2 separate regions of the Mus musculus genome follow, and region 1 is linked to region 2. Evidence: chromatin loops called from intact Hi-C (ENCODE). Cell type or tissue: left cerebral cortex. All regions are shown on one strand. Each heading gives the region's core, and the rest is flanking DNA. Links, peaks and the distances in the headings are about the cores only.

Evidence for each region. A loop is a pair of places that touch in the nucleus more often than their neighbours do. Peaks named below come from ENCODE experiments on the same cell type or tissue, not always from the same donor. Only the 100,000 strongest peaks of a DNase experiment are listed, where the experiment ranks them.
Region 1: it touches region 2 in a loop (4-fold over the local background); 2 of 42 quality-filtered maps call a loop at or near these places.

Annotation. Positions count from the first base shown.
Region 1 is chr13:43,578,717-43,581,634 of GRCm38, reverse strand. No RefSeq gene overlaps it. Among named protein-coding and RNA genes, the nearest start is that of Mcur1, 20 kb to the right of the region's middle. In left cerebral cortex, for the core only: CTCF peaks have their summits at 1,522 and 1,722 (motif pointing left); a DNase peak (open chromatin) is centred at 1,744.
Region 2 is chr13:43,843,641-43,846,558 of GRCm38, reverse strand. It overlaps Gm33115 (a long non-coding RNA gene), which reads right to left. Exons shown (of 4, transcript XR_382268.4): 2 at 1,446-1,592; 3 at 824-970; 4 at 408-724. Among named protein-coding and RNA genes, the nearest start is that of Gm33115, 2.6 kb to the right of the region's middle. In left cerebral cortex, for the core only: no CTCF peak of the experiment used is centred there; a DNase peak (open chromatin) is centred at 1,234.

The DNA.
Region 1 (2,918 bases), core at 182-2,681, 260 kb after region 2:
TAAAACACTGCTAGAAATTCATGTTCCACATTTTTGCTCACGCTCTCCATTGTTTCTTCTCTGTTTTGTTTCTTTTTATTTTTCTGCTTGTCTTAGTTACTGTTCCACTGCCATGAAGAGACACCATGACCAAGGCAGCTCTTGTAAAAGAATGAATTTGACTGGCTTATAGTTTCAGAGGATTAAACCATTATCATCATGGCGGGAAGCAGACAGGCATGGCATGGACCAGTAGTGGAAAGCTTTACATCTTGATCCACAAGTTGCAAGTAGAGAAAGAGGCAGAGACAGAGAGACAGGGAGACAGAGAGATAGAGACAGACAGAGACAGACAGAGAAAGAGAGGAAGAGGGAAAGAGACTGGGCCTGGCATGAACTTTTGAAATGTCAAACCCCATCCCTAGTGACACACAAGGTCACACCTCCAAGTCATTCCCTAAATAACCCACCTATTAGGGACTAGACACCCAAATATATGGGCCTATGGGGGTGGGGGGCATTCTCATTCAAACCACCACACAGCTCTTTATCTCCTAATTCAAATTGTAACTTTCCTTTTTAAAAGTTCTCATAAATATTCTTTGGCTGCGTCTTTAAACCTTGATAAGCCATATTATTCTATATATAATGTTTTTTAATTTCAATAGTTCTATACACACACACACACACACCTTGGAAGCGGTATCTTTCTATGTAGCCATAGCTGTCCTGAACTTGCTATGTAGCCCTGGCTGGCCTTGAACTGACAGAGATCCAGCAGCCTCTGCCTCCTGGGTTTTGGGATCAAAGGCGTGTGCCACCATGCCCTGCGTGGTTTCTGACTTAAAGCTACATGGTATTTAGAAATGCGCTCTCTACTATATAAATAGAAAAGTTCTGCCTTTCTATCATTGGCCCTTATAATTCATTACATTATAGTTAGACTGTGGTCTTTGAAATTTATTGAGATGGATTTTAAAGCTCTATAATCAAACCCTGAAGTGAATTGCTGGCACAGATGCCAGGGCTGGAATGTAGTCCTCTGAAAGAGCACCAAGCAATTTTGACCATTGAGCCATTTCTCCAGCCCTGGGTCCAGGATTTTCTAATGCATTGAATTGATACATTGCTAGTGTGTGTGGAACTGTTGAAATCTTCCATGTCCTGTTGATTTTTAATACTTTGCCAATGATTAAGAAACGTGTATTCAAAGTGTTTCCCTAAGAAGGTGGTAGAATTGTCTACTTTTCTTAACGTTCCTGTCAGCTCTCTCGGAAGCACATCAAATCTCTGTTTTTGTATATGTACATTATTTCTTTCCTGTAACCTCAATCTTTTGACATTATGAACTGACCCTCTGTATATCTAGCGATGCCTTCTTCCGGAGATGTTAATAACACCCTATACCAGTCCCCAGCTTAGTCCTGCTTGGAATCCAGGTGTCTTGTGGAACCACACCCACACTCCCTTTTTGGCAGCGTGGAGCAGAAGAAATTTGAAAAGCTAGTAATTACATGAAGTCTCTTCGGGTCATTTCACTACGCTTGAGTAGTGCATTGTGGTTTCACTTGGACAAGAAAGCGTGTCCTGAGGGAGTCTCGTCGGCTTCAGTCACTGACCGGCAGACCTCTGGCAGCGAGCAACAGTGTTCATCGGCACCCTTGGGCGCTTCACTTGCTCACTGGTTCTAGTCCCTTCAGACCGTAGTTCTGCGACCTCTAGTGGCCGCTTCCTGCTCTACATTGTGACCCAAGATTGGCTTGGCCTGCAATCCTGAAATTCTCAGGGAGTTCTCTGCACCCTGGCTTAGACCTTGCCTGGCTTAGACCTTGCCTGGCGTCCCAAATATCTGGCGGAGACCCTAATTCGTGGGAACACAGAGAGCCGGTCTTCCTTGCCCTCTATTCACCGCGTGCCTTTCAGAAATCCCTTTATATCCCTGCCCATCACACTTAGCGGTCGGTACCCAGGCAGTCTTCCCGATCCGGGTTCTCCACAGCCTGGGTTACAATTTCTGTGTGGGTGTGACCATTGAGTCCTTTTATAGGATGGAAGAGACAGGCAAACACTCCCCTGTGCACAGGAATGAAATGCTGGGATCTCGGTTAAGAAGAGTTCTTAGCTTGCGTTCAGGAAGCCTTAGGTTCAAGCCCCAGTACTGCAGAAGCCTCACCCAGGGTGGTTTATAACCCAGGGTGGGGATTGAGGCTGGCGGAGCTGCGATTCAAGGTCATTATTCTGTGGCGATAGCTTTCTCAATAAAGCCCTTGGTATAGAAGCATGTGGACTCACGTTTGATAGCAGGAACCCACATTAAAAGCCAGATTGGTCGTATACATTTATAATACCGGCAGTGGGAAGTAGAACCAGATGGACCCTGGGACTCTGTGGCCATAGTCTAATTAATGGGCAAGACCCAAGGCCAGCTGAGAGACCTTGTCTCAAAAAATGAAAGTGGGAATTGAAAGTGGGGCGGAGGAGGGGGAAAGGAGTTGGAAAAGTGTTTGCCTAACGTGATAGAGCCCTGGGTTGGTTCCTCAGCGCCCAGCACCTAAAACCAGGAGTGGTCATACAGGTTTGCAATCACAGTGCTTGGAAAAAAAAGATCAGAAAGAGGATCAAAGTTCACGGCCTGAGGGCTGGAGAGATGGCTCAGTGGTCAAGAGCGCTGGCTGCTCTTCCAGAGAACCAGGGTTCGAGCCCAGCATCCACATGGCAACTCACAACCACGTGTAACTCCAGTCGCAGGAGCTCCGGCTCCCTCCTCTGACCTCTGAAGCCACTACACAGATGCCCAAGATTCCTGGACATACGTGAAGGCAAAGCATGCATACACATAAAAATAAAATAAAATAAAATAAAATAAAATAAAATAAAATAAAATAAAATAAAATACATAGCCAGTTTGAGACCAGACTGAACTTCGTTTCATGAGACCC
Region 2 (2,918 bases), core at 185-2,684:
GGCAAGCCTATCAATGTTGTACCTGCCCTTGGTTCCCACCTTGTTCTTTATGCTTCCAGGACAGACACTACGAGAAGAGTTTTATCACATGCTCCGATGCTCTTGAACTCCATCACGCCTTTCCTACCACAAGGGATGAGGCTCTCTCTGAAACCATGAACCAACATAAATCTTGTCTCTGGTAAGTTGTTTCTGTCAGATATTATGGTCTCAGTGACACAAAAGTAACTGATGTGTTGGCCAAAAGAAGGGCTTTAGCTTCTGATTCCACACCCCCCCCCAAGTCCTAAGTATGGAACCCAGGAAGATCCATGCATGCTAAGCAATGGGTCTACTGCTCAACTGCATTCTCAACCCCCCCCACATTTTCTGATTTTATTCTCAGCCAAAGAAGCCACAGGTTTGGGGACAAATGATTGTACTGACAAAGCCATAACTCAGGAGAGGCATTTGGAAATGGTGAGATGAAGTCATTTTATGTCCTTCCTGTGGTGGCCCAAAGGTTTCTGAGAGACGCAAAGGGGGAAGCAAGGGGAAGATTCTTCACAGGCTTGGTTGGAAGCCCAGCTCTCTGATTGAATGCCTTTGTTGTTGTTGTTGTTGTTGTTGTGAGGAGAGGTCAGTGAGTAAAGGGCTTGACAAGGAGACTAATTTGGAATTGTCTTTTCCAATGGCAAGGGAAACATCGCATCTCTCGCCTTGTCCTGAAGCTGAGCTAGGCACGCTAGGAGACAAAGACACCACGTAAAAATTCCGTCTGCTCCTCTTGTGCTCATTTTTCCAGTTGGTTTTCACAGACATGTTGAAAATGTTAACCACTCACGGGATCTACCGATGTCTACTTCAGTGCTGATGGTGTCTGAGTCTTCACACATCCTAAAGAGCTGGAAGCCGCGAAGACAGAGGTAGGAAGCCAAACTGGGAGGGAGAGATGAGAGAGCAGAGTCCACAAACGTGGCTGTAATGAACTCTGTGCGAGGAAGCCAATGAAAACTTTGTTAGACCCAGATATAAATATTTTGCACCTTTCTGCCAGGCCCTGTGGTTTATCACAGGAAGCATGGCTTAGAAATTCATAGGCGAGGGTTGGAAATTGGAGAGGGTAACCTGGACCCTTTCCCATCCCCATAAGCAGTCACAGGTGTGGTTTTCACGAAACTGTATATTTAGGGATGAGGTGGGAGGGAGGGCGGCAGAAAATCTCGTGTTCTAAGCAAACTGTATTTGCATACACATTATGCGTGTTCTCAACACACACACACTTGTGCAGAGATGAGCAAATGTGTTCTGTGTTGGCAGATGCTGTACTGTATTTCCTTAAAGCAGTCACAGCAAAAGGGTTCCTTGTGCTGCCAAATCCAATCAACTTGTGGGAGCTTTCAGTAGAATTATGTGGAGAAGAATTCAGAGGTCATAGCTGGGTTCGTTTAACAGGTTTATCTTACCTGCTGGTTTGCTCCTTCCCTAGGCAAGATGAGATGTCTCACAGCATAGCATCCTATAGTCCAGACCTCCTGGACCCAAGCACTTCCTCAGCCTCAGCCTCAGCCTCCTGAATGGCTGGAAGTAGGGGTGTGCACCAGTGAGCCTACCTGTTAAAAATTTAAAAGTTTTAGTTACATATAGTCTGAGTGTGTGTGTGTGTGTGTGTGTGTGTGTGTGTGTTGACATGCACATGCCACCTCACAAATGTGGAAGTCATATGTGTGTTGGTTCTCTCCTTTTAGCATGTGGGTTCCACTGGTCAGCTTCAGGCCCTTAGCCTTACTGGCCAGTGCCTTCACCCACTCAACCTACTTACCTACTTATTGGTCTATTTAACCAACAAGTTGTTGGTTGTTTGTGCTCTATGGTGTTCCACATATAATAGCAGGGATACTACATGTTATGACCCCAAAATGACAGTCCCACAGAGTCTCACCCAACTGGTGTCCCCAGGACTGGATCAACTCAGCAGCCTCGTGAGTAAGATCTTGGGAAGCCGGACAGGTTTAGGAAATGATTTAGTAATCTTTATCTGCCAATTGGCATTATTGGCTGATATCAGAGACCAGCAAACTGTCAGGGAAGGTGACGTCAAGGTACAGGACAGCGTCTGTGCTTCCTATGTACTGACTCCAAGGGGCAGCCATTGAAAGCAGTCCCACTTTACAGGGACAACTGAGAGGGATCAGCAGGTAAAGTCATTTGTCCTACGAGCCTGAATATTGGGGTTTGACCCCTGGAGCCGTTTGGAGAGTGAGAGAACTGAGTCCTGAAATGAAAGTTGTCCTCTGACTTCTGCATAGATACCCTGGCACACACACACACACACACACACACACACACACACACACACACACACACACACTTAACCTCAGGCTTTTTCCACCCTCAGCCCAGTTCCGGAATAACAACCTAGTGGCTTATTATTTATTAATAAATGCCTAGGCCTTAAGCTAGGCTTGTTTCTATGACTAGCTCATAATTCACTTAACTCGTTAATACTATTCTATGCCTGCCACATGGCTGGTTACCTCTCCTCAGTTTCATACGACTGACTTCCCCTAGGTCTGGTGGCAAATCTCCCACACCTCACTATGTCTTAGAGTTCCTCTCTATCTCTGTGGATGCCCACCTTCTAATCCTGCCTCAGCTTATTAGCCATCGGATTTTTATTTTAACCAATCAGAAAGTGCCTTAGGCAATCAAGGAAGGACAGAGATACATCTTCACAGTGCATGTAAACATTATCCCTACACACACACACACACACACACACACACACACACACATACACACAGAGTATACACACATATAGCATCATTATTATCATGATAATATTAGCACATTTACAAAATAAAAACAGTATTCCTCCTTTGCCATATTACACACTGATATACATTGCTCATCTGAATCATCCAATCAGATCGAGGCAG